Regions from separate parts of the Homo sapiens genome. Here all the other regions are linked to region 1. Evidence: read pairs that join two places in POLR2A ChIA-PET (ENCODE). Cell type or tissue: MCF 10A. All regions are shown on one strand. Each heading gives the region's core, and the rest is flanking DNA. Links, peaks and the distances in the headings are about the cores only. Region 1 overlaps INPP5F (inositol polyphosphate-5-phosphatase F). Region 2 has its middle 37 kb from the start of INPP5F. Region 3 holds the start of LOC124902513 (a long non-coding RNA gene).

What was found. Peaks named below come from ENCODE experiments on the same cell type or tissue, not always from the same donor. Only the 100,000 strongest peaks of a DNase experiment are listed, where the experiment ranks them.
Region 2: POLR2A ChIA-PET joins it to region 1 with 17 read pairs; 25 of 35 experiments call an interaction of 5 or more read pairs at or near these places.
Region 3: POLR2A ChIA-PET joins it to region 1 with 68 read pairs; 25 of 35 experiments call an interaction of 5 or more read pairs at or near these places.

The regions. Positions count from the first base shown.
Region 1 is chr10:119,732,370-119,742,824 of GRCh38, reverse strand. All of the region lies in intron 1 of INPP5F (inositol polyphosphate-5-phosphatase F), which reads right to left. Among named protein-coding and RNA genes, the nearest start is that of INPP5F, 12 kb to the right of the region's middle. RefSeq lists enhancers at 3,605-4,150, 4,151-4,696, 9,093-9,593. In MCF 10A, for the core only: no CTCF peak of the experiment used is centred there; a DNase peak (open chromatin) is centred at 4,804.
Region 2 is chr10:119,684,076-119,694,530 of GRCh38, reverse strand. No RefSeq gene overlaps it. Among named protein-coding and RNA genes, the nearest start is that of INPP5F, 37 kb to the left of the region's middle. RefSeq lists enhancers at 2,449-2,948, 6,022-6,958, 6,959-7,895. In MCF 10A, for the core only: a CTCF peak has its summit at 7,898 (motif pointing left); DNase peaks (open chromatin) are centred at 7,500 and 7,830.
Region 3 is chr10:119,677,320-119,683,273 of GRCh38, reverse strand. It overlaps BAG3 (BAG cochaperone 3), which reads right to left. Exons shown (of 4, transcript NM_004281.4): 4 at 5,455-5,954. LOC124902513 (a long non-coding RNA gene) reads left to right here and starts at 603. Exons shown (of 2, transcript XR_007062312.1): 1 at 603-963; 2 at 1,536-2,124. It also overlaps the pseudogene TXNP1. In MCF 10A, for the core only: no CTCF peak of the experiment used is centred there; DNase peaks (open chromatin) are centred at 1,003, 2,383, 3,013, 4,273 and 1 weaker place.

The DNA.
Region 1 (10,455 bases), core at 2,062-7,061:
GACGAGGTTTCACCATGTTGGTCAGACTGGTCTCAAACTTGCGACCTCAGGTAATCCACCCACCTCAGCCTCCCAAAGTGCTGGGATTACAGGCGTGAGCTACCGCACCAAGCCAGACCAGGGCTCTTTCTAACACCATAAGTTTCTCTACCAGATTCTTTCTGGTGCAATTCTCTCATGTTTGTATGGGGCTTTCAGCTCACCACCATCATCCCAGGTACTCCAAAATGCCTTTTTTTCTTGCCAAGTCCTATTGGAGGTATCTCCTCAATAACTGATGAATCTTTCACTTCTCTTGACCCCTACTGCTACTATCCTTGCCCAGGGCCAAGACCTTCACCATCTTGATCATTTAAAAAGCTGTTGTCTGGCCAGGCGCAGTGCCTCATGCCTGTAATGCCAGCACTTTGGGAGGCCAAGGCAGGTGGATCACGAGGTCAGGAGTTCAAGACCAGCCTGGCCAAGATGGTGAAACCCTGTCTCTACTAAAAATACAAAAAAAATTAACCAGGCATGGTGGCGAGTGCCTGTAATCCCAGCTACTCGGGAAACTAAAGTAGAGAATTGCTTGAACCCGGGAGGCAGAGGTTGCAGTGAGCTGAGATCGCGCCACTGCACTCCAGCCTGGACAACAGAGCGAGACTCTGTCTCAAAAAATAAATAAATAAATAAGTAAAATAACAAATAAAAAGCTGTCGTCGGGCCGGGCGCAGTGGCTCTATGCCTGTAAACCCAGCATTTTGGGAGACCAGAATGAGGCTGAAGAACTTGAGGCCAGGAGTTCGAGACCAGTCTGGCCAACATGAGGAAACCCCATCTCTACTAAAAATGCAAAAATTAGCCAGGCGTGGTGGCAAGCACCTGTAATCCCAGCTACTTGGGAGCACCAGGTGGGAGAATCACTTGAACCTGGGAGGCGGAGGTTGCAGTGAGCTGAGATCTGACTAATCGGCAACAGAGTGAGACTCCATCTCAAAAAAAATAAATAATGGCCAGGCACGGTGGCTCACGCCTGTAATCCCAACACTTTGGAAGGCTGAGGTGGGTGCATCACCTGAGGTCAGGAATTTGAGACCAACCTGGCCAACATGGTGAAACCCTGTCTCTACTAAAAATACAAAAATTAGCCAGGCATGCTGATGAGCACCTGTAATCCCAGCTACTTGGGAGGCTGAGGCAAGAGAACGGCTTGAACCCAGGAGGCGTAGGTTGCAATGAGCCAAGATCACGCCACTGCACTCCAGCCTGGGTGACAAGAGCAAAACTCCACCTCAAGAAAAAATAAAAATTAAAATTAATAAATAAAAATAAAAAGCTGTTGTTGGCCTCTAGCAGGCTGCTTAACACATAGCAGACACTCAGATGTCCACTGAAGGCAAAGAAGACTCCAAATAGTTTGGTACTGCTGGCCATGCAGAATAAGACAGGGAGCAGGAAGAATGAGGCTGAAGAACTAAACAGGAACCCACTCAGCGGGACAACAGGTAGTAAATTCAGGAGCCGCTTCCTCCAGCAGGGCAGATTTGGATTTGAGATAGAACACAGGACAAATCTGTAGAGGATGAACATGAAGGGGCCTGAAGCCAGAGAGCCAGGTGACAGGAAAGAATGTGCAAGGGTGACCTGGGGCTGACTGTAGAACTGGAAAGCTGGACAGAATTCAGCTACTTGGATGTGCTATAGATGTAGTCTGCATTTGGTGTCCTGGGTGAAGAATCCTAGCTCTACTACAGTCTCTGAACCCCTCTCAGCTTCAGTTTCCTCCTTCGTAAACAGAATTCCATCTAACTTAGCCGGACACCTGTAGTCCCAGGTTTTCATGAGGATTATGTGAAAAGTGCCCAGCATCCGTCACATAATAAATGTTAGTAACTTTCACATCAAGTTGAGAAATGTGTATGTATTTAAAACTCCAGGCTCCTACCATTCAGTAACCTCTCCATAATTTAAGGGTCTTCATATGGCTTCAAAGAAAAAAGTATGGGGCCGGGCACAGTGGCTCGCGCCTGTAATCCCAGCACTTTGGGAGGCCGAGGCAGGAGGATGATGAGGTCAGGAGTTTGAGACCAGCCTGGCCAACATGGTGAAACCCTGTCTCTACTAAAAACACAAAAATTAGCTGGGTGTGGTGGCAGGTGCCTGTAATCCCAGCTACTCGGAAGGCTGAGGCAGGAGAATCACTTGAAACCAGAAGGCGGAGGTTGCAGTGAGCCAAGATGGCACCACTGCACTCCAGCCTGGGCGAAAGAGTGAAACTCCGTCTCAAAAAAAAAGAAAAAAGTATGAAAGAAAAAACCCAACTTCAATACATTTTTCAATTATTAAACCTCATGGTAGGACCATAATTCCTGAAAGCCTTCTCAGAGTAATAAATGCTTCACGCAAATATCTTAATGCCTAGATATGCCCCAGAATTCTATTTTCTCAGAATGGGAAACATTGACCTGCAGCTCTGATACAGCATAAAACTGGGCATCCAGCATTCAGTCCCAACAACCAAATTCTGGTCCAAATGGTAAATCGAGCATGACTGCCAACTTCCTGCCCTGCCCCCACACCCGCTACATACACAGGAGAGAGGGAGAATCTAGAAAAGGCAGAATCTCAAGGGAGGTAAAAACATGCTTGGGAAAGACATGGATACTGGTAAACTCCAGTTCCATATGTGAGTAAGTACAAGGTCCTAAGGCTGGGGAAACTACAGAAGAATATAAATAGAAAGTGTAAATTTTAATGGCAACAATACCTGACAAAATTTCAGTTATCCAATAGAAAATAGGGGGAAAAAAATTAAGAAAAGCATAATAAATGGAAAACATAAATAAAAGGTAGAAATAACTTCTAATACATGTGTAGTTACAATAAATGTAAACAGTTTCAACTAACCAATGAAAAGACAGACTACTGACTGGGTGTGGTAGCTTACACCTGTAAACCAACACTTTGGGAGGCTGAGACAGGCAGATTGCTTGAGCCCAGGAGTTCAAGACCAGTCTGGGCAACATGGCAAAACACCGTCTCTACAAAAAAATACAAAAAATTAGCCAGGCACCTGTAGTTCCAGCCACCTAGAAGGCTAAAGTGGGAGGATCACCTGAGCCCAGGAGGTCAAGGATGCAGTGACCCATGATCACGCCACTGCACTCCAGCCTGGGTGGCAAATGAAGACCCTATCTCAAAAAAAATAAAGAAATAAATACAGACAGACTATTAAGTCTGAATCCCTCCATCAGTTTATTTAATTCTATGGCTATTTACAGTTTACCACTACATACCTGCAGTCCAGCATAACAGGCACTCATTCAATAGTTATTGAACAAAATTTAAAAAATAAGCATCAAATAATAAAAATGTTTTTCCTACCAATTGCTTGTTTTCATTGACGTGTAATAAGAATACCATCTAAAGTTTTTATTGTTTTTGAAGTTAGCCCCAAAATATCAGTCTTTGCTATGCAGGCACTTTTATTTATGTATTTATTTTCTTCTTTTATACAAACCAGGAATGAGCTTGGATTTTTAATTTCAGGTGCTTTTAATAATAAAAGCATTTATCTTTCAATAAATATTACACATGATTAGAATATGGTTGCTCAAAATGAAAGACTCACCTAAAACTTCTGGGCAATTTTTTTTTTCCCCTTGAGACAAGGTCTCACTCTGCTACCCAGACTGAAGTGCAGCAGCTTGATCATAACTCACTGCAGCCTCCAACTGGACTCAATCAATCCTCTCACCTCAGCTTCCCAAGTAGCTGGGAATACAGGCACACGCCATGATGCCCACCTCATTTTTTTTTTTTTCTTAGTAGAGATAAGGTCTATCTATATTGCCCAGCCTGGTCTCAAACTCCTGGACTCAAGTGATCCTCCCACGTCAGCCTCCCAAAATGCTGGGATTACAGGCATGAGCCACCATGCCTGGCCTGGGCAATTTAAATTATCCTGAAATTTTTATATTATCTTGAAAACTCTAGCAGGTACACAAAACTTCTCATACTAATATAGAGATAAGAAACACAAAACAATAGAGGAAGGCCTGAAGCAGGTACTGTAACTGACACAAGAAGGGAGACTGTGTGTGTTGTGTCGAGCTGCTCTGACTTCGCTGCCTGGTATAGCGCCTGGCATACAGCTGACACTTCAAAATGTGTGTGTGTGTGTGTGTGTGTGTGTGTATTTAAAATCTGTGGCTCTTCACTAAAGAAATAAAACAAGTTGGCATTAAAGAGTCTGTCTGTACAGAGGACATGTGTAGACAGTATTATTCCAGGCATATGCAGCAAATGCCCTTAGTAGTAGATATCCTACTGATCATATTAATGGCTACTCTGGGGGCAGAAGGCACTGGAATGGCAGAGAAAATGGCCAGCGGGCTCATACTATCCTTCTGCAAAGAATAACCATGTAACTGATCTAATCCAACAAATGTATTGTTTTCTAATCTTTCCTTCAGAAGGTATACTCTAATGTGGCATACAAATTCAAAAAAAGAAAAATTTAAAATTCACAAATAAATTGTAAAATTTAAGATCATCAACGTTATCTATAAGGAAAAGAGTTGCTTACAAATTACAAAAGTATAGCCTTTTTGAAATAATGCCAAATTTTAGTGAAATAATAATGCAACATACACCCTAAGTCATAAGTATTTGCAATAAGCTCAATTGTTTGACCCATCAGGTCAACATTTTCACTCTTATTTCAGATCCATTTGGCAGTACATGGCTTCTATTTTCATATGCCCTCCTCTTCCTGGTACACAGAAAACAAGTGATTAAGTACTGTGTGCCTGCACAGAGCATGAGTCACTCATTCCAAGATGGAAGAATGAAGGCACTCCCTCAGCCCAAGAACAAGCCTGGGTTTTAAAGCACAGCTGCTGAAGCCTATAGGCACTTTCACTGTGTCTTAAAAGAAAAAAAAAAGGTATCAGAGTATGCATAAATAATCAGACCCATATTTCATTTCCTGCTAAAGACAAAGGATATTACGGCTCTAAAAAGACAATCACCAACACAAAATCAAACAGATAAGGAAAAGGGTTTTAGAATGAGAAACTAAAAGTTCCAATTGTTAGCTCATTTATGCTTTAATTCTCAGAATTGGGTAAGGAATAATTTGATTCAGGTGCTATCTTATAAATGCAAAGTTTGATACACATTTCCTTGAACTGTCTAATGGTAATTATTCTCCAGCATTCCACAAGCTAAAGAGCTAATCCAATTTAGAAGTTCTAGCAGCTGGTGATTTCCCAGTCTTAAATCTAATTCAGGGTTATCAGTGCTGGCTGCTCATTATCATCATCTAGGAGCTTTATAATACTAATCCCTGAGCATCAGAGATGGTCTCAATTGGTTAGGGCGGGGCCCTGGAATAGGTATTCTTTAAATCTCCCCCTGGTGATTCTACTGTACAGCCAGCTTGAGAATCACTGGTCTAAATGATTATATATAGGTCACTGGGAAGGACCTGTATTAGTAACTTGGTCTTAGTCTGACTGAAAGATGATGCCTGTAGCACATACAACTTTAAACTCTCACATAATAAAGTAATACAAACTGCATAAAGATCTCATAATATAGGGAGGCGGCATAAAAGCTGGTCTAAACTAGCAGAAGGAAATACACTTCAAAAAGTAACCACAAGAATATTTAAAAGATTAAAGATACCACCTAGAAAAGAAACTTAATTTCCAGGCCAGGCACAGTGGCTCATGTCTGTAATCCCAGCACTTTGGGGGGCCCAGAGAGGAGGATCACTTGAGCCCAGGGGTTTGAGACCAGCCTGGACAACATAGCAAGACTCTGTCTCTATAAAAAATGTTGTAAAAAAATTAGCCAGGTGTGGTGGTGCCCACATGTAATCCTAGCTACTCAGGAGGCTGAGGCGGGAGGATCACCCGAGCCCAGGAGTTCGAGGCTGCAGTGAGCTATCCCACATTCCAGCCTGGGTGGCAGAGCAAGACCCTGTCTCTAAAAAAATTAAAAATTTCTAGACATTTTTATTTAAAAAGGGATCTAATTCCAGCACAGCAAGACGGCCACAAAGTTTTGATCATCATGAAGGAAATTAGAAATTGGTTCTTAAACTCTACAATATCCAAACACAAAATTGTTGATTCTCTATATGAAGCATAAAGTCCTAACTGTCACATCTCAAGAAAAGACCCAAAGCAACTCAAAAAGGAACAGAGGACAACTAAACAAAAGGACTTTCATGAAAGGTCCCACAGTGTAATTAGGACATTTCAGCCTAGGAGGACCTGATGGAAATGAATACAACTATGAAAGGTATAGACTTAACTGTATACCACTTAATACCAGTACAGGAAACCTACACATTTAAAAGTCATGGTTTGGGCTGGGTGCAGTGGCTCATGCCTGTAATCCGAGAACTTTGGGAGGTTGAGGCAGGAGGACTGCTTGAGGCCAGAAGTTCAAGACTAACCTGGCCAACATAGTGAGAACCCATCTCTATTATTTAAAAAATAGAAAAGTCATGGTTTGGGAATGAAAAAGTACAGCTTAAATTACAACTTTCCAAACTCATTACCTTAAGAACCTGAAAGTAACAACCACCTCAAACAAAGATTAGATAAATCCTTGGGTGATGCATTCATAATGCATTCATAATGCATCACCCAAGAAATATGGCAATGTGTTGGGATATATCCCTCACCTTTTGCTGTCCCCAAAACTGTCTTTTGATATCACTTTCAAAAACAAGATTTTGAGAGCTAAATCAAAGCACAGATGAGCTAAGAATTGGTATTTTCCTTTCCTCATTTTAGAGTTATTAACAGAGAAGCTGGGATTACCGGCGCTCGCCACCACACCCGCCTAATTTTTGTATTTTCAGTAGAGACAGTGTTTCACCATGTTGGCCAGGCAGGTCTCAAACTCCTGACCTCAGGTGATCTGCCCACTTCAGCCTCCCAAAGTGGCTGGGATTACAGGCATGAGCCACTGCGCCTGGCCCACAGAATTTTAGGCGATGTAATTTGTTAGGAGAAATAAATATAATACTAAATTAGTTAGATGTTGGGGGATGAGGGCTGCTTCTTCAAGAAAAGTATTTGAAAGGTGCAAATGGGAGTAAATGACACAGCTACACAGATGAATTCTGGAAGTCCCTGCCTAGAAAAGAGACTGTTACTCTGCTCAACTCCCGGGTCCACCCACCACAGTTGCTCCCTGGGGGAAGGGACATTCTTTAAGCTGGAAATAAGAGAATGTTTATATCTGGCATAAAAACAATATATAATGATACTGTGAAACATCAATATTATACCTGCAAATTACTAAAATTGAGAGCATGATGGCATGTTTTAAATTTCCTAACATTTCAGTTAGATAACTGCTTCAAATCGTACATATTGACATTGCAGAAATTGTAAAATTTGAAATTCAGTGTTAACTTCAAAGTGAAAAGCTGTTTCAAAGAATGAGATTCATAAAGAAAATTGGCTTAGTATTTTAAAGTATCCCACTATCAAGTTAAAAAAATGCAAGGGTAAACTTGAAGGAAACTGAAATTAAAATAAAATAACTTAAAAGAAAAAAATATCAGGGAACACTGACCTAAAATCAACCTGTATTTCAGACTTACCAAAGAAAGAATGTGTGGATGCTATTTTGTGAATGAAAGCAGATCCCTTAAGAGTCTCCAACAACCAGAAAATGAGTCATCCTAAAAACATGTGATTTAATTAAGGTACTACCAGTATGTCTTGTGAAGGTACTGTAATGCTGAATGTTCAGTGTTTATCCTCACTTTAAAAATACTATTTATACATTATCACTTAATGTATTATCAATAGCTACTGATAACCTTTAACAATTATTAGTTCCCTATGTTGTTAAACATACTGATTCAAATGTTCTCCTCAGCTCAATTATGGGCAGCTGACACATAATGATTATGACTTACATCAGCTAAGGACTTAGATTGACTAAAGGCTCTGTGACATTGCTGCTACTTCTCAAACTTCTGTTTGCAAATGTAGATTTCTAAAGGTTATGTTTTAAAATATATTTGAACAGGAAAAGAACCGTTTACAAAAAGACACACAGAGACATAGTAACACAGCTTGTAAAGATCTCATGCATTTAATTCCCCATAAAACCATGCCAAAACAAGGTTGGACTATGATTCTGAGAATGTATTGAATCAATAGCAGATTGATTCTGCTATTAGGTGCAGTGGCTCATGCCTGTAATCTGAGAACTTTGGGAGGCTGAGCAGGAGGACTGCTTGAGGCCAGGAGTTCAAGATTAACCTGGCCAACATAGTGAGACCCTGTCTCTATTATTTAAAAAAAAGAAAAGTCATGGTTTGGGAATGAAAAAGGAAGTACAGCTTAAATTACAACTTTCCAAACTCATTACCCTAAGAACCTGAAAGTAACAACCACCTCAAACAAAGATTAGATAAATCCTTGGATAATGCATTCATAATGCATCACCCAAGAAACATGTGTTGGCAATGTGTTGGGATATACCCCAAACTAGTTTGATCAAACTAGTTTGATTTTCCAGTAGTCCAGTATTATCTGCAAATACATGAATAAATTCCACCATACATCACAAGGACTAAAATTAGCAACAACAACCTTCTCTGCACAAGGGCCGGTTTGGAAAAAAACAAAGATGTCTATGGGTCCCATTTATTTTTATTCAGAAAGAAAACAAATTTAATGAATTCCACAGGCTTAAGAGTGAGATTCCTGCTTCACTGAATAAAATGACAGTGAGAAATTTGCATGACTTTTTTAGGTGGCAAGAGAGGCAGTGTGTTCTAGTCTTTTGTTCTTATATTCTCCCTTTAAACGTCCCTACAACCCCTTTGCTGCTTAAACTATAGAAGGTAGACCAGGGACTAGAATTATTTCAATTCATTCAGTACAACTTTCACAAAAAACCTGTTATGGGCCAGGTGCTAGGGATCCAGCAGTGAGTCTCATCCTCTTTCTCCGTGCCAGGGGTGTGTTTAGGCCAGGCAAGTGGGACAAGTGGGGACCTGAACCAATGCAGCCAGGTTCCCCATAGACCAAGCTGTCAGTGCACCTTAGTTTCTGGCACCTTCACGGTCTACTCTAAAAAAACTTGATACTACCTCTCCTCCAAAGCATGCCTTTGGCTAGCCTTTGCTGGCCAGGGCCTGGCCAAAACACAAGCGTCTAGGAACCAGTGATTCTACAAAGTTTCTCCCTTCTTTGAAGAAGGTAGTTTTGCCCTACACGCTTCTCCTCCATTTCACCTCTGCTGTGCATGCTCTGAAAGGATGTCTATGAAATTGGATCTAGGACTCTTGAAAAGCTACACTGAGAAAGGCTTCAGGTTGCTCACCACTGGAGGAAATAGTTCCCAATGAGTACACATGTCAATGCATCTGCTCAAAGATCTCCCCTGTATCTATTCCCTTCCCAAACTGCAGATCTTCCAAACACTTAAGAAGAGAAACCTGATCAACTGACCGTAGCTGGAAAAACTACTACTAGTCAATTCATTACATAACAACATTCCCTGTAACTATATGAATTTTGCAAGAAAGTCAATGCAGGCACAGGATCAACAAACAAACTAGTTATCACACTATTAGCATTTTCTTTCTACATAGATCCTTCCTTAATGTGCTTGCTTTGACATTTGAGAGGCTATTTAATTCTCCATATAGGCTACACTATAATGATTAGGATAGCTAAAGATACATTTCAGCTATTACCCATGAAAATATAAATCCTATCACTTTGTAGTCAAGAAGGTAGAAAGGTTCACAAAACATTTTTGTCAATACTGAGGAAAACCTGGTTTTAGAGTCAAACACTGGGTTAGAGCCTGGCTCTCCCTCTGTGAACCTGGGCAAATTACTTCTCTGTGCCTCAGTTTCCTCATCTGTAAAATGAGGATAATAATGAAACCATCCTCCCAAGGTTTACTGTGGAGATGAAATGAAATAATACATGTAAAGGTCATGGAACAGTGTCTGGCTCAGAAAAGTGCTCAGTTGCAGCTGAGATTACAGGCCAGTTGCGGTGGCTCACGCCTGTAATGCCAGCACTTTTGGGAGGCTGAGGCAGGCAGATCATCTGAGGTCAGGAGTTCAAGACCAACCTGGCCAATACGGCGAAACCCCGTCTCTACTAAAAATAGAAAAATTAGCCAGGCATGGTGGCAGTAGCCTGTAGTCCCAGCTACTCAGGAGGCTGAGGCAGAGAGAACTGCTTGAACCCGGGAGGCAGAGGTTGCAATGAGCCGAGATCATGCCATTGTACTCCAGCCTGGGCAACAGAATAAAACTCCGTCTCAAAAAAAAAAAAAAAAAGAAAAAAGAAAAAAGAAAAGTGCTCAAGAAATAAAAGCTGTTATTATTAGCTACTGTTAATCTCAGGTGATGATGTAGACAACAAAATATACACAAAAACCTCCCTCAATCTGTAAAACCTGATTCCAAAA
Region 2 (10,455 bases), core at 5,064-10,063, 51 kb after region 1:
GAAAGTGAAGAGCCCATTTAGGAGAATGACTCCAAGAATGATGGTGGTGGCAGGAGGGAAAAGGAAAAGATGGATGCTCTGAAAGTAGAACACTGGATATTTGATATATGAAGGGATTATTGTCGATTTTTTTTTTTTGAGACAGAGTTTTGCTCTTGTTGCCCAGGCTGGAGTGCAGTGGCACAATCTCGGCTCACTGAAACCTCTGCCTCGCAGGTTCAAGCGATTCTCCTGCCTCAGCCTCCCGAGTAGCTGGGATTACAGGCACACACCACCATGCCCAGCTAATTTTTTATATTTTTTGTAGAGATGGTGTTTCACCATGTTAGCCAGGCTGGTCTCGAACTCCTGACCTCTGGTGATCCGCCCATCTCAGCCTCCTAAAGTGCGGGGATTACAGGTGTGAGCCACTGCACCTGGCCTGTTGATTCTTTCATGTTTGGTGTTTGGTTGGGTTTAGAGTGAAGGAAATAAGGTATTAAGCATGATGCTGTTTCTGGCCTGGGCAAGTGGGTGGCACCATCTCCTGAAGTAGGAAACATCAGGGAGAAGAAGGTAGAAGGGGGATGGAGTGCCACTGTGCATACAGTGACTTCGAAGTACCTGTGGGATGTCTAGGTGGGGCTGTCCAGTTGGGTGAGGTCTGGGATGAGGTTGTGCAGATACAGAAAGTCAGAATGGATTCGTATAGAGTAGGTGACTGAGGCCATGTGGAAGAGGCAGATGGCCTGGAGAGGGACTAGAAAGGATTCTGGAAAGGAAAGGAAAATCCAGACCCAGAGGATGGTCAGCTTTGAAAGCACAGGCAGAGAAAGAGGAGCCCAAAACATAGGCTGGAAGGAAATAGCCAAAATATAGGAGGAAAACTAAAGAGGGTAAATCTCATGGGAGTTACAGGAAAGGGGTCAGGAAAAGGGTCAACAGCTCCAGAAGCCACTGAACATTCATTCACAGAAAGAAAGGAATACTGTCCATTGGATTCAACAACAAAGACACTGTTTATGACCTCAGTGAAAGCAGTTTCCGGGCTGCTGAGCACACAGGCCATGCCTTGGGTGGAGGCGTGAATGGGAGGCATACAAAGCTGCTTCTTGTGGTCTGCTCTCCCCACCGCCTCTCAGGGAGGCCGTCCTGTCCACCATCCTGTGGTCCTAAACAGCCACATCCTGTAATCTGAGGCCAGTGACCTATGACTTGTCTCCTCACTTGAAGAAATTACCAGGCTAGTTGGGTTCCATCTCTTGAGCATCTGTCTGTTGATGGTGGGAGCTGGGCTAAAGATCCTGAAGTTGACTGAAGCTGGAGTGTTCATTATGGGATGGTGTAGGATGGGTAAGTAGAGAGTGGTGGAAATGGCAGAGATGGTCAGAGAGAAGCAGACACACACACACACACACACACACACACACACACACACACACACACACACAGATGAGGGAGGAGAGGGCAGGGTAGAAAGGAGGAGGAGCCCATCCTGATGAGTTTGCAGCCCCTATTCCAGGTTTCCATGAGGCCAATTATCCTTCAGCATCTTGGGTAAGAGGTCTGGGGTGAGGTTGAGCAGATACAGAAAGTCGGAACGGATTCGTGTAGAGCAGGTGAACGAGGCCATGTGGGAGAGGGAGACAGCCTGGAGAGGGACTAGAAAGGACTCTGGAAAAGAATGGGAAATCCAGACCCAGAGGATCTATTGCTAGATTTGCACATGGTTGCCAGTGTGTCCCTATAAGAAGCAGCTCCCTAGAGCCAGCCAGATGGGTCTGTATTCCAAAGGAACTTGAACAGAACAGGAAATGAGGAGGTAGAGGCACTGAGTGTGCATAACTCCTTTAAGAGTTTAATTTTGCAGGGAGGAGAGAAATGGGGCAACAACAGGATAGAGTGGTGAGAGCAACTTAAAGATTTTATATATATCTCTCTCTCTTTTTTTTTTTTTTTTTTTTTTTTGAGATGGAGTCTCACTCTGTTATCCAGGCTGGGGTGCAATGGCGCGATCTCGGCTCACTGCAACCTCCGCCTCCCGGGTTCAAGTGATTCTCCTGCCTCAGCCTCCTGAGTAGCTGGGACTACGGATGCCCACCACCGTGCCCAGCTAATTTTTGTATTTTTAGTAGAGATGGGATTTTACCACATTGGTCAGGCTGGTCTTGAACTCCTGACCTCGTGATCCGCCTGCCTCAGCCTCCCAAAGTGCTGGGATTCCAGGCGTGAGCCACCATGCCTAGCCTATTAACTTAAAGATATATTAATGTTGCTGGGGATAAATCAAGAGGAGAAGTTGGACACACAAGAGAGCTGGGACAACTGAAAAATCAAGGTCTCAGAAGAGGTGGATGGTGGGATCATCTTTGAACAGAGACTGTGAGCCCCATGTCATTGGCACCAATGCATTGGGCCCTCGGCCTCCCCAGGACAGGGTGGGTCTCCTCTCAGAGGCCTCTTTCTTACCTCCCTGGAAAGAGGGGAGCCACAGCGACTCCCGCCCTGTCTTCATCAACCCTGCCTTTCTAATCAGGCTGCTAGCATCTTGGGTTGGATGCCTGATATTTCACTTCAAATGCCTCCCAGACTTGCTAAGTCACTTCCAGGAGGCATTGACAGCTGTGTGTGATCACTTGTGGTGGGACTCTTGAGCAGCAGCCAGCTCTAATACAGAGCTTCAAAGGTGGAGCTGGTTATATTCTGGCTGTCTTCACCTTCAGTGTCAAGGCATACAACAGCCCCTCGTAACCTAACAGGCATGTTTCTCATTACTTCTTTTTTATTTTTTATTTTTTTGAGATGGAGTCTCACTCTGTTGCCCAGGTTGGAGTGCAGTGGCACGATCTCGGCTCACTGCAAGCTCTGCCTCCCGGGTTCAGGCCATTCTCCTGCCTTAGCCTCCCAAGTAGCTGGGACTACAGGAGCCAACCACCACGCCCGGCTAATTTTTTGTATTTTTAGTAGAGACGGGGTTTCACCACATTAGCCAGGATGGTCTCAATCTCCTGACCTCGTGATCCGCCTGCCTCGGCCTCCCAAGGTGCTGGGATTACAGGCGTGAGCCACCGCACCCAGCCAAAGCCACCGCGCCTGGCCGTTACTCATTACTTGTTTGCAAACACTCTATGCCCCAGCTCCTCCAGACAGCTCACTGTAGAACGGCTCCCCATTCCTTTTCAATCTGCCCTACTAAAGATCCCTGACCAATTTGCGGAGAAGGACTGAGTCTTGTTCGTCGAGGTACATTGAACTCCTAGCACAGTGCCAGGTATAGAGTAGGCATTCAGTAATACCTGTGGGATACAATTTTCCCTGAATGCACTTCATGCTTTCACACTTGCAGGCTTTTGTTCACAATACTCCTGCTCCCCAGAAGATCCTCTTCCCGTTTCAGACTCTTAACTAGATTCCCCTTATCTGCTGTCTCTCTCTCTCTCTCCCCTCCAGCACCCGATTACTCTTCATCTTCTTAGCCTGTTGTGCTCTGTCCTGAGTTGCCCCAGCATACCGTATTCAAACTGCTGGTTTACTCGATTCACTGCCCTAACCCCCTTACCCCTATTAGGCCTGAAGACAATGGATAGGCTTTACCCATCTTTATATTCCAGTCTTAAACTCACTGTGTTTCTTTTTCTTTTCTTTTTTTTTTTTTTTGAGTCAGGGTCTCACTCTATGACCCAGGCTGTGGAGTGCAGTGGCACAATCATGGCTCACTGCTGCAGCCTCGAACTCCTGGGCTCAAGTGATCCTCTCACCTCAGGATCACTGACAAGGTCGCACCACGTTTCCCAGGTTGGTCTCCTAGGCTCAAGCAACCCTCCCGACTTGCCCTCCCAAAGTGCCGGGATTACAGGCAAGAGCCACCGTGCCTGGCCTACTCTCTGTTCTTAGCAACAATTAGAATAATGTCTGCCGTATAGTAGGTATCAATATACCTGTGTAATCCAGGTAGGACAGGCTCCTCTTCTGTATCCTGGAGTACTTCTTGCTAAAATACAGTGAGGAGAGATGAGACAGGAATTAAATATTCAGTCTTACTGTCTCTCAATTTTGAAACTGCCTCAGACCATAGGACTCTCTAAGTTTAGTGACACCTGGTAGCACCTCCATGGCAGGGGTGGAGGGCTGCAGCTCTGCTGGAGACACTCTCCCAGTTGATCAGAATGTGCTTACCACCCTTTTGGCCGCCTCACTAGTCTTTGCCAACCCAAACCCCACTGGCTGCTACGGAGTCCACAATGAAAGGGGTCCCCAAGAGAGTATTCTTGGATCTCACGCAAGAAATAATTCAGGGTGAGTCTGCAGAGTAAAGTGAAAGCAAGTATATTAAGACAGTAAAGAATATAAGAATGGCTACTGTGGCCAGGCGCCTGTAATCCCAGCACTTTGGGAGGCCAAGGCGGGAGAATCATGAGGTCAGGAGTTCGAGACCAGCCTGACCAACATGGTGAAACCCCATCTCTACTAAAAATACAAAAATTAACCATGTGTGGTGGCGCACGCCTGTAATCCCAGCTACTCAGGAGGCTGAGGCAGGAGAATCGCTTGAACCCAGGAGGCAGAGGTTGCAGTGAACTGAGATCGCGCTACTGCACTCCAGCCTGTGTGACAGAGTGAGACTCTGTCTCAAAAAAAAAAAAAAAAAGAAAGAAAAGAAAAGAAAACAAAGGCCGGGCATGGTGGCTCACGTCTGTAATCCCAGCACTCTGGGAAGCTGAGATGGGCAGATCACCTGAGATCAGGAGTTCGAGACCAGCCTGACCAGTATGGTGAAACCCTGTCTCTACTAAAAGTACAAAAATTAGCAGGGCGTGGTGGCGCGCGCCTGTAGACCCAGCTACTCAGAAGGCTGAAACAGGAGAATTGCCTGAACCCCAGGGGGGCGGAGGTTGCAGTGAGCCAAGATCATGCCACTACACTATAGCCTGGGTGACAGAGCAAGACTCCATCTCAAAAAAAAAAAAAAAAAAAATAGCTACTGCAAAGACAGAGCAGCCCCAAGGGCTGCTGGTTGCTCATTTTTATGGTTATTTCTTGATTATATGCTAAACAAGGGGTGGATTCTTCATGCCTCCCCTTTTGAGACCAAATAGGGTAACTTTCTGATGTTGCCATGGCATTGGTAAACTGTCATGGTGCTGGCGGGAGTGTAGCAGTGAGGTCACTCTCATTGCCATCTTGGTTTTGGTGGGTTTTGGCCAGCTTCTTTACTGCAGGCTGTTTTATTAGCAAGGTCTTTGTGACCTGTATCTTGTGCTGACCTCCTATCTCATCGTGTGACTTAGAATGCCTAACCTTCTGGGAATGCAGTGCAGTAGGTTTCAGTCTCATTTTACCCAGCTCCTATTCAAGGTGAAGTTGCTCTGGTTCACATGCCTCCGGCAGACTGGAGGTACAGATAGATTTCACAGAGCAGCCAGTATAGTCTGGATGAAGGAACAAAGGAAACGACACAGTTCCCTTGTACCGTTCATGCGGAAAAGGTCTTATAGAATTAAGCCTCCAGAAAGAGGGGGCCCACAAAGACCCTCCTTTTCTCTCCATTTCTCCATCTGCGCTCAATACCCCCCTTCCTGCCAACCCCTCTTTCACGCACCCAGACCTGATACCTTTCTCTTTTCCTCCAGATACTTCTCTCCGTAGTTTACCCTGTTACCCTAACCTTGTTGATTTTTTTTTTCTGCTTAGTCCATCATTTTCTCAGAAATGTGTCTTAACATCTCCCACTATGATTGTGGATTTGTCTATTTCTCTTTTTAGTTCTGTCAACTTTGTTATGTATTTTAAAGCTTTGTTCTTTATTAAGTGCTGCATATCATGTATGAAAAATTACAGATATAATTTGAGGCCCTAGATGATAGTAAGATTTATTTTTGCTTCTGGAAGGCAGTTGGGGTCTGGGCAGGCACCCTTAATCCAGTGGTTTTCAACCACAGGTGATTTTCCCCACCAGGGGACATTTGGCAATGTCTGGAGAAAGTTTGGTTGTCAGAATTTGGGGAAGGAGAGGTGCTACTGGCATCCAGTGGTTAAAAGCCAGGAATACTAAACATTGCATAGGATGGTCCACTGATAATGTCAATTTATCAGTGTCAATAGCACTGAGGTTGCGAAAGCTTGCCCTAATCCAATTATCAGAGGCGTTTGAACCAAAGTAACTCCATCTTGAGTAGGGGCTGCGTAAAATAAGGCTGAGACCTGCTGGGCTGCATTCCTAGAAGGTTAGGCAATCTAAGTCATGGGATGAGATAGGAGGTCAGCAGAAGATACAGGTCATAAAGACCTTGCTAATAAACCAGGTTGCAGTAAAGAAGCCGGCTAAAACCCACCAAAGCCAAGATAGTGACAACAGTGACCTCTGGTTGTCATCACTGCCACACTCCACTTGCACCATGACAGTTTACAAATGCCATAACAACATCAGGAAGTTACCCTATATGGTCTCAAAAGGGGAGGCATGAATAATCCACCCTTTGTTTAGCATATCATCAAGAGATAACCATAAAAATGGGCAACCGGCAGCCCTCGGGGCTGCTGTGCCTATGGGGTAGCCATTCTTTTATTCCTTTACTTTCCTGATAAACTTGCTTTCACTTTACTCTATGGACTCACCCTGAATTCCTTCTTGCTCCAGATCCAAGAACCTTCTCTTGTGGTCTGGATCAAGACCCCTTTCCTGTAACACAGTCAAACGGTAAGCCAATGGGAAGCTGGGTTTCAGTCTTTGTGAGAGTTTCTCTATTTTCATTCCTGTTCCTTCCAAAGGGTGAGGCCCTTTGGAAGTTGAAAGCTGGCGGCGACTACTTGAGCTCTTCCTTCCTTAGCATGAGACTGCTGGGAGCTTCTCTGCCTCATGAAATAGGCAAATGCCTCAAAATTCAAAGCTCTGCTAACCCTTCTCTCCAGGACCTTGACCCTCAAATCCTCACCCCCTTGGCGGCTCACCTTCAGATAGGTCTTGTTTGTTTTGCCAGCTTTTCTAGCTGCTCCGGATAGGAGGACTGATCTGCCAATCTGCCTTTAGGGGAAACAGCAAGAGATTGCCTCTCAGTCTTTTCTTGAAGCTTTCAAATGCAGGCTTTAGGCCTATTGTGATGCTAATGGATCTCCTCTGCCCTTACTTTGCCCATTCTGCATGGAGGGGGCAGCTCTAGTCCCCCAAGCATGAAAGAAGTTGGGTACTCCCGGTTCTGATCATTACTGCCACCAGGAAGAGCTACGGGGTGAGAGGGGGGATGGATTTCTCCCTAGTTATGTAAGAAACAAGCAGGTCTCACCCTTCATTTTTCCTTTCTCATACAAGGTGAAATACTGCAGTCTCATACGAGGAAGCATGTTTTTCCTGTTAACATTATTTCGATCCTGGTCCTTAGGGAAAAATAAGCCCGGCATTAAAGTGCGGGGAGCACTCACCTTCCCCCACCCCACAGTCTGGCTTATAGTGCTAGAACACCAACCAAGTGGTGACTGGGCCGGACCACAAATGGATGCGGATGCGGTCAGCTCCCGTTATGAGGATAGAATTCTAATCAGATTGTGGATCCGATTACTTCTGACTCATAAATCTCCCTGACTTTAGAAAACAGGGATATCTTATTTATTGGAGGAATGACAGTGTGAACAGAGGCGTGGCTGCGTTCTCACCAGCTGAGATAAACGCCGACCAGACCAGCACAGACATCCTGTGCTCGTTTCCTTTACTTGGTTTTTCAAATAAAGCCTTTGTGTGTCACTGGTATTGTGAGGAATACGAAATAATGAAAGAAGTGATTCTTCAGGTGAGTCATTCTATTATAAAATGGAGCCCACCGTCAGGAACTGCTCCCTGAGAGAGCAGGACAGGATTTCCCTGCGCGGGGAGTGAAAGCAGAAGGCGCAGTCACGACGCGCCCCCTACTGGTCAGCGAGGAGAAATCCCTCACCTCAGGTTTCAATTAGTGCGGGTGAGTCCTGAATTAGGAACCTCAGACCTGAGGCCTGGTGTGGTGGCTCACACCTGTAGCCCCAGCACTTTGGGAGGCCGAGGCAGGTGGATCACTTGAGGCCAGGAGTTTGAGACCAGCCTGGCCAATATGGTGAAACCCCGTCTCAGGTAAAATAACAAAAATCAGCTTGACGTCGTGGCACACACCTGTATACCAGCTACTCAGGAGGCTGAGGCAGGAGAATCGCTTGAACCCGGGAGGCGGAGGTGCAGTGAGCCGAGATGGCGCCATGGCACTCCAAAGAATCACAGAACTGGCCAGGCACGGTGGCTCACGCCTGTAATCCCAGCACTTTGGGAGGCCGAGGTGGGAGGATCACCTGAGGTCAGGAGTTCGAGGCCGGCCTGGCCAAAATGGCGAAACCCCCCTCTCTACCGAAAAATGCGAAAAGTAGCCGGGCATGGTGGTGCCCAACTACTGGGGAAGCTGAGGCAAGAGAATTGCTTGAGCCAGGGAGGCCAACGGAGGTTGCAGTGAGCTTAAGTCGTGCCACTGCACTCCAGACTGGGTGACAGAGAGGAACCTTGTCTCAAAAAAAAAAAAAAAAAAAAAAAAGAAAGAAATATTACTGAGAATCACAGAACTGAAGTGGAATTCCATGAATCCAATGGAATTACATTAAATTCCATGAGTAGGAATCCAATTCCATGAATGAAATTTCATGAATCCAATGGGATTCATGGAATTGCTGACACACAGTGAGATACTAAGGAGGCTAGGAGGCTAAGATGAAGAGCCCCTGTCTCAGGACTCCAGGGCCTAATTTAACAGCCACAATCTGCCAAGGTCAGAGGTAGCCTTAACGTGTACTGTACTCATAAATCAATCTCCCTGGAGATTTCAAACCTTCAAATTGCTTTGGTAAAGCCTTAACTCCTTTCAACCTGAGGAAGTCGATTGAAGAAAAAAGCCTTAGCTCTAAAGAAAGATTTTGAGTTTCTCATTCCAGTGGACCACAAAAAAATAAAAAAGAAAGAAAGAAAAATCGCATTTGTGCAAAATCAACCATTTACATTTTATACTAATCAGTAAGTTATTCTTGGGCCTCGTGCTTGTTTGTAAACACATGCCTTCTCTCTTTCATTCTAACTGGAAACTTTATCCTTAAATCTGTTCGTGCAATAATTATGAAATGTAATTTTATTTTTAAACAATATATTTTCTTTTGTTTGTTAATTTCTTACTTTTTTTTTTTTTTAGACAGAGTCTATGTTGCCCAGGCTGCAGTGCAGTGGCGTGATCTCGGCTCACTGCAACCTCTGCTTCCTGGGTTCAAGCTATTCTCCAGCCTCAGCCCCCCAAGTAGCCGGGATTACAGGCATGCGCCATGACGCCCGGCTAATTTTTTTTGTATTTTTGGTAGAGACGGGGTTTCGCCATGTTGTCCAGGTTGGTCTCAAACTCCTGGCCTCAAGTGATCCACCTGCCTTGGCCTCCCAAAGTGCTGAGATTACCGGCGTGAGCCACCATGCACAGACTCTTTTGTTAATTTCTTTAATTTTTAAATTTCTATTGATATATTATAGTTGTTCTTATCCTGAAGATATTTTGATACATGTATAAATGCATAGGATCAAATCAGGGTAGCTATCGATCGCCTCTATGTATTTTCTTGTATCTTGATCGTTAGAGTGAAATATAAGGAACAAAAAACAAACATGGAGAAGTTACCATGTTTTTAGTATTTTTAAATCCTAAGGGTTTGAAAGGTATATATTTGGGATAATGGGCCTTTTTGTCTTTTTTTGTCTGAAGGAAATTTGTGACCCAATAATTAGTCAAAATTATCTCCAAAAAATGTTAATGAAACTGGGCACCTTTTGGGAGACATTTTTAAATTATGTCAGCTACTTCAGTGTCAGAGGGTGGACAGAGTTGGCTGAGAACAGTCACATTTAGACAAGAGTCTTGTGTGTACTCTTTTGGTTATGAAAATGTAGGGCAAGTAAGCACTCATTGCCCTGAGTGAAAAGTGACATAAACATTTTTTTAAAGGGTTCATGAAGCCTGTCCCTCCCTTAATACCTCTTGATGGGAAAATTTCATTGTCAGGCTGGGGCTCACACCTGCAATCCCGGCACATTGGGAGGCCAAGGCAGGCAGATCATCTGAGGTCAGGAGTTCGACACCAGCCTGGGCAACGTGGTGAAACCTGGTCTCTACTAAAATTACAAACATTAGCCGGGCATGGTGTCGGGTGCCTGTAATCCCAGCTACTTGGGAGGTTAAGATGGGAGAATCACTTGAACCAGGGAGGTGGAGGTTGCTGTGAGCAGAGATTGCGCCACTGCACTCCAACCTGGGCAATAAGAGTGAAATTCCATCTTAAAAAAAAAAATTAAAAATTGAGAGATTTCACAGGAACAAATTTCTGGTCTTTCTGGAAAATTGGAAATCTCTTGTAACGCTGGACCAATGCCCCACATGACAATTGCTGCGTGGGGCCAAGCATCAGTCCCTGGCTCTGCCCCCAGACTACATCCAACTT
Region 3 (5,954 bases), core at 720-5,719, 58 kb after region 1:
CCCGCCTCAGCCTCCCAAAGTGCTGGGATTACAGGTGTGAGCCACCGTGCCTGGCCCTTTCCAGTTCTTTAAGAAGGGACAAAAGTGGGTGAATTTTCTGGAGCTAATAAGGAAAAGCTTGAAGCCACCATTAATGAATTAGTCTAATCATGGTTTCTGAAAACATAACCAGCCATTGGCTATTTAAAACTTGTAATTATTTTTATTTACATAAAGTATAAAGTATGGAGACTATAAACCCAACTGCCATCTGGATGACAACAAAATATGAATTCTACTCTTTTTTAAAAAAAAAAAAAAGAAGAAAGAAAAAAAGAGGGTATCAGAAACAGACCCAGAGATGACTGGGGTCTGGGAGGAGGAAGCTGGAGAACCGGTGAGTGTGAACAGTATGCATCAGTCAGGGTTCGCCAGAGAAACAAAATACACATATACAGCGCTTGTGTGGTGGGGATGTGTATGTGTGTGTGGGTTTAATTTTTATTATAAATAGAGATGGGGTTTTGCCATGTTTCCCAAGCTTGTCTTGAACTCCTGGGCTCAAGCAATCCACCCTCCCCAGTCTCCCAAAGTGCTGGGATTACAGGCATGAGCCACCGCACCCAGCCATGTGTGTATTTTTTTTTTTTTTAAGGATTTGGCTCACATGATTGTGGGGACAGACAAGTTGGAAAGCTGTAGGGCAGGGCAAGTCAGGGCAGGGCAGCAGGCTAGAAACTCAGCCAGGGCAGATGCTGTAGTCTTGAGGCAGAATTTCTTCTCCTCCGGGAGAAATCAACCGATGGTAGATGTTAACCAAGTCTGTAGAATATCTACTCAGCAGCATCTAGTGCTGGAGTTAAATAGCTGGGTGCTATGGTCCAGCCAAGGTGCCGCCTGAAACACCCTCACATGGTGGGAAGAGCGGTGGTTGAAGAAGGAACCCTGGAGACCTTGATGTTGAAGAGAGGGCAAGGGAAGAGGGTGAGTCAGAGCCTGCTGGGGAGGAGAGCTGGAGACATTGCATAACACCAGTGACAGTGTGCCCACAGAAGTGGTTTCGGTAGGGGTGGGTGCAGGAATGGATGGCTGTAGGTGGATCAGGACGTGGGAGGTGAGGGGACTTAGCTGGCTCTTCCACGACATGTGATCAGAAAGTGGGGGTGGTGAGCTGGGGGTGGTGACCCGGGCACGATGGCTCATGACTGTAATCCCAGCACTTTGGGAAGCCAAAGCAGGTGGATCACTTGAGGTCAGGAGTTCAAGACCAGCCTGGCCAACATGGTGAAACCCCTTCTCTACTAAAAATAGATTTTTTTTTTTTAATTTAGCTGGGTGTGTGGCACATGTCTGTAATTCCAGCTACTCGGGAGGCTGAGGTGGGAGAACTGCTTGAACTTCGGAAGCAGAGGTTGCAGTGAGCCAAAATTGCACTACTTCACTCCAGCCTGGGCAACAGAGCAATACTCTGTCTCAAAAAGAAAAAGAAAAAGAAAAGTGGGGGCAGGGGGTAAAGTGAGGAGGAAGCATTTCTTTTTGGTTTGTGTTTTCTGTAGGCTAAGGACAAGAAAAGAGCCATTGGAGAGAGAAAGAGATGAAGTGGAAGACAGTGAGTGAGGGGCTGGCAGAAGGATTTCCCCTCTTCAAACTAGAGGAGAACTTCCTCAGCCTCCATGCAGCCGGCCAGATCCTAGGGCAAAGCTCTGGCTAGAGAAGGCAAGGACAGGCAAGAAAATGTTTTAGAAAAAGACCCTTTCCATCTGGAATGCTTTTTCCAACTCCCTTCACACCTTCAGGCTGGCTTCTAGTTGCACCAGGAACTCTGGGCCCACGTGTGAGGTGCGGGGGCAACACTGTCCATCGAGAGGACCTGTGGCTGCCTCCTCATCCCTTCCACCAAGCGCAGGATGGCACCATTGCTGGCTTCTGCTGCCCTCTGTTGTGGTCCTGTACCTCCTCACCTGCTCAGATGCTCCGCGGGGACTGATGGAGCTCTTCCTGGTCTCCAGTGGTTCTTACTGGGTAGTGCTGGACAACAGAGTACCAGGAAGGCAGGGACCTGGCCAAGCGCACATACGCATGAGTGGAGGAAATTTTACAATTTTTAGGAAGCAACAAAGTATAAAGTGGGAATTGCACATCTTCCTTACGTTTCTTTTGTTGTTTTTATTTTGAATTACGTATTGAGGGAAGCGCTACAATTTTTTCCATAGGTGGGTGTCTAGGGCTTCCCCAGCCCCGCTCTCAGCCCTCTGCACTCACACTTTTCAGAGCCACAGGATGTGTAAGGGCACCGGAATCACCAAGGGTGGGTGTGCCTGCTGGAGCTTTTTTTGTGCTGCCTGAAAGTTCAAAACACGCTGGAACAGGGAAAGAAAGGTATTTGCCCAAGTGACTAAGACATGTTCCAGCGTTTTCCCACAGGCTCCTGCACATCCCAAAATAACTGCAACCCTGGATCCTGTCCGTTGGCATTCGATTACATTTGTATAATGTTACAGACAGTGGGCAGGCCGGCCAGCCACACTCACACAGGGGCTTGCAGGACCGCACAGCCCATAATGGAGCTCCACGCTATGCTTCCTGGCTAGGCTGCTAAGGGAGAAATACCAAGGCAGAGACCACAACAGTAGCCAAGTGCAGACCTGCCAGAAACATCCAGATCACCAAGAGGGCCCTTGGGCAAGGCCCTCCTTTCACAGATGAGAGCAAAGGGCACAGAGAGAGGAAATTACTTACATAAATTAACTTAAATAAATTACATATCTGGGAATTATGAAAGTTGGTGAAAGAGTTGGCCCTCAACTCACAGCTCCTAAAGAGGTATTTATTTGTGCAGGAACATCAATTTAGCCTTAGAATCCTAACATCTTAAGTGGAAGGGACTTTTAAGCACTCCCTGACCATCCAGGGTGCTTCTGTGCCCAGGTCTGGACAACAATGTGGGAAGAAGGAAGTGTCGGAATGAACCTGCCACCCCTCCGGGGATTCTGTCTTGCTGAGGAAATGACTCAGGATGTTGAGAAAACAACTGGGTTTTGGCAAATGCACAGAAGGGTGCTAGGAGCTTTGGGAAGGGAGAGTCTGAGAAGGAATGCGTGGTCCAGGTGGGGAAAGTTTCAACCCAAGGTGGGCCTCAGAGTGGGAAGATCTGGAGGCTGGGCATGGTGGCTCACAGCTGTAATCCCAGCACTTGGGAGGCCGAGGTGGGCAGATCACTTGAGGTCAGGAGTTCAAGACTAGCCTAGCCTGGCCAACATGGCAAAAAACCATCTCTACTAAAAAATACAAAAATTAGCCGGGGTGACGCACACCTATAATCCCGGCTGCTCGGGAGGCTGAGACAGGACAATCGCTTGAACCCGGGAGGCAGAGGTTTCAGTGAGCTGAGATTGCATCACTGCACTCCAGCCTGGGCGACAGAGTAAGACTCCATCTCAAAAAAAAAAAAAAAAAAAAAATGGAGTCGGAAGATTTGGAAAAGCAGATAGAGAGGGCCTGAGCAGGCATCGCAGGAAATAGCCCTGACACTCGGTAGATGCTCAGTGGCTGTAGCCCCCCAATGCCTACAGGGGCCAAGACAGTTGTGTCACCAAGAGCGTACAGCTAGCTCTATGCCCTGCTCCCCACACAAGGCCCAGGGGCCACCAACACAGGCCAGATAACTCCCGTCCTGATGCCCACAGCATGTCTCATTTGGATGATTGAAAATATTCCAACCACATTAAACAGCTACTTATTTGATGATGTTTAGTGATAAAAATACTATCAACCTAATCCAGTAACCACTCAAGGAGGCTTAACGTCGTATGAGGTCCATTGAGTCCCAAAGAGAAGTGGTCACATCATCTTTGGTTCTTTTTTTTTTTTTTTTTGAGATCGAGTCTCACTCTGTTGCTCAGGCTGCAGTATAGTGGCGTGATCTCGGCTCATTGCAACATCTGCCTCCCAGGTACAAACAATTCTCGTGCCTCAGCCTCCCAAGTAGCTGGGAGTATAGGTGCATGCCACCACGCCCGGCTAATTTTTGTATTTTTAGTAGAGGTGGGGTTTCACCATGTTTGCCAGGCTGGTCTCGAACTCTTGACCTCAAGTAATCCACCCGCCTCGGCCTCCCAAAGTGCTGGGATTACGGGAATGAGCCACTGCACCCAGCCTGGTTCATTTTTAAAATAGTCTAGTATTTTTTTTTTTTTTTCCTATTTACATGTTCGAGTTTCTAGAATCAGTGGCATGTCGGCTTGTACTCCCCAAATGAGTTCACCCAGGAATGATGTTGGCAGATTCCCATGGGAATGACTTCAGCCTTCCTCAGCAGGCTAACAGTGGCAAGCACACCAGGGTGTATTTTTGTGCAGCATCGTCAGGCACCAGTATTAAACTCAATACAGTCATGAGAAATTCAGCTCGGGGGCTCTTAAGTCAGCACTTCACTGAGAGTTCCAAGGTCTCAGGCCTTTCTCTTTTCACTTTATTTGGCAAGTAGTTAAATAAATAAATAAAATAAAAATAAAAAATAAACAAATCCAGCACATCTCCATGCTGTGGGGCTGTGGTCCCTCCCAAGGTTAAAAAAAAAAAAAAAAAGCCACTGGCACAGCAAGAAGAATCTCCTTCTACCCAGGCCTGAGTGTATCTCGTCCCTAACTCCAGAGGCTTCTAGGAACCCAATCCAGGAAGATAAATCTGGTCTCAGTTTGGTTTGGTGACTCACAAGGTGTTAATAAAGATGACCCCAAGATTCTCAGAGCACATTTCCAACCCCCAGTGACCTAGACTCCAAGGAACACTTTGGCCAGCCTTGGGCAATAGTGGGAGCTGGCTTCCCTGTGCGCTTCCTTTTTTAATTTTTAGAGACAGGGTCTCAACTCTGTTGCCCAGGTTGGAGTGCAGTGGCGGGATCACAGCTCACGGCAGCCTCATCTCTTGGACTTAAACTATCTTCACGTCTCAGCATCCCTGGTAGCTTGGGACTGAAGACGCATGCCACCACCTGGCTGATTTGTTTTTTGTAGAGACAGGGTCTTGCTATGTTGCCCAGGCTGGTCTCAAACTCCTGGCCTCAAGGGATCCTCCTGCCTTGGCCTCCCAAAGTGCTGGGATAACAGGTGTGAGCCATTGCGCCAGGCCCTCTGGGCACTTTTGGACAATCTCAGCTTCTTGGTGAGGCCTGAGGACAGGTGGGCAGACATGCTACCTAACTGGCACCTTGGCTGTTGGCTGGGTCGGTCCGAACGGATGCAGCAGGCATGTTCCCATTACCGGAGTTCACAGCCCTGAGTCTTCCCAGGTTCCTGTTGCAATCTGAGACTGAAAGGTGACCAAGACAATTCTCTCTTGAGCCGGGCTATTGGAGACGTCACAAAACCCAAAGCAGGCTTGTTAAATGCACCTGTCATTTATTCTGACTGAAACCAGGGACAGACAATCTCCATGATGCCACTGCTTTCAAAGATTTAGAAACCACAAAAACCATTTTGAGTTATATTATTACTTTATTTTCTTTTTTTAAAATGTAGCATTAAAGTCATCCAACATACAGATATTCCTATGGCTCCTGGCACATTTTACTCTCTCTAAAGTCAGGTATTTTAATTATGAGATGAAGAAAATCATCTCATTAAAATGGCAACATTTCTGATAAATGTTTCATATTTATGTGATGGGTAATTGACTCCCCATCTACCCCTCCAGTCCAGAGCTACAAAAGACAGTGCACAACCACAGCTAACAGGTGGTGGGGGTGCCCAAGTAGACAGGGCTGCAGAACAACAAGCAACGGGGTTAAACTTCTCAAACAACAAGCAACTTCTTTATTTGTACAGAGTAAGAATATAGAAGAAAAGCATCATTTTCCTTTTTAGCCCTTTTATTAGTGTTTTGCCTCCACCCAAGTTACTGCATACCAAGCAGCTAATAAAAACCAACTGACTTAAAGTCTCTGAAATGCATGCAACTTAAAATTCCCTAAAGCA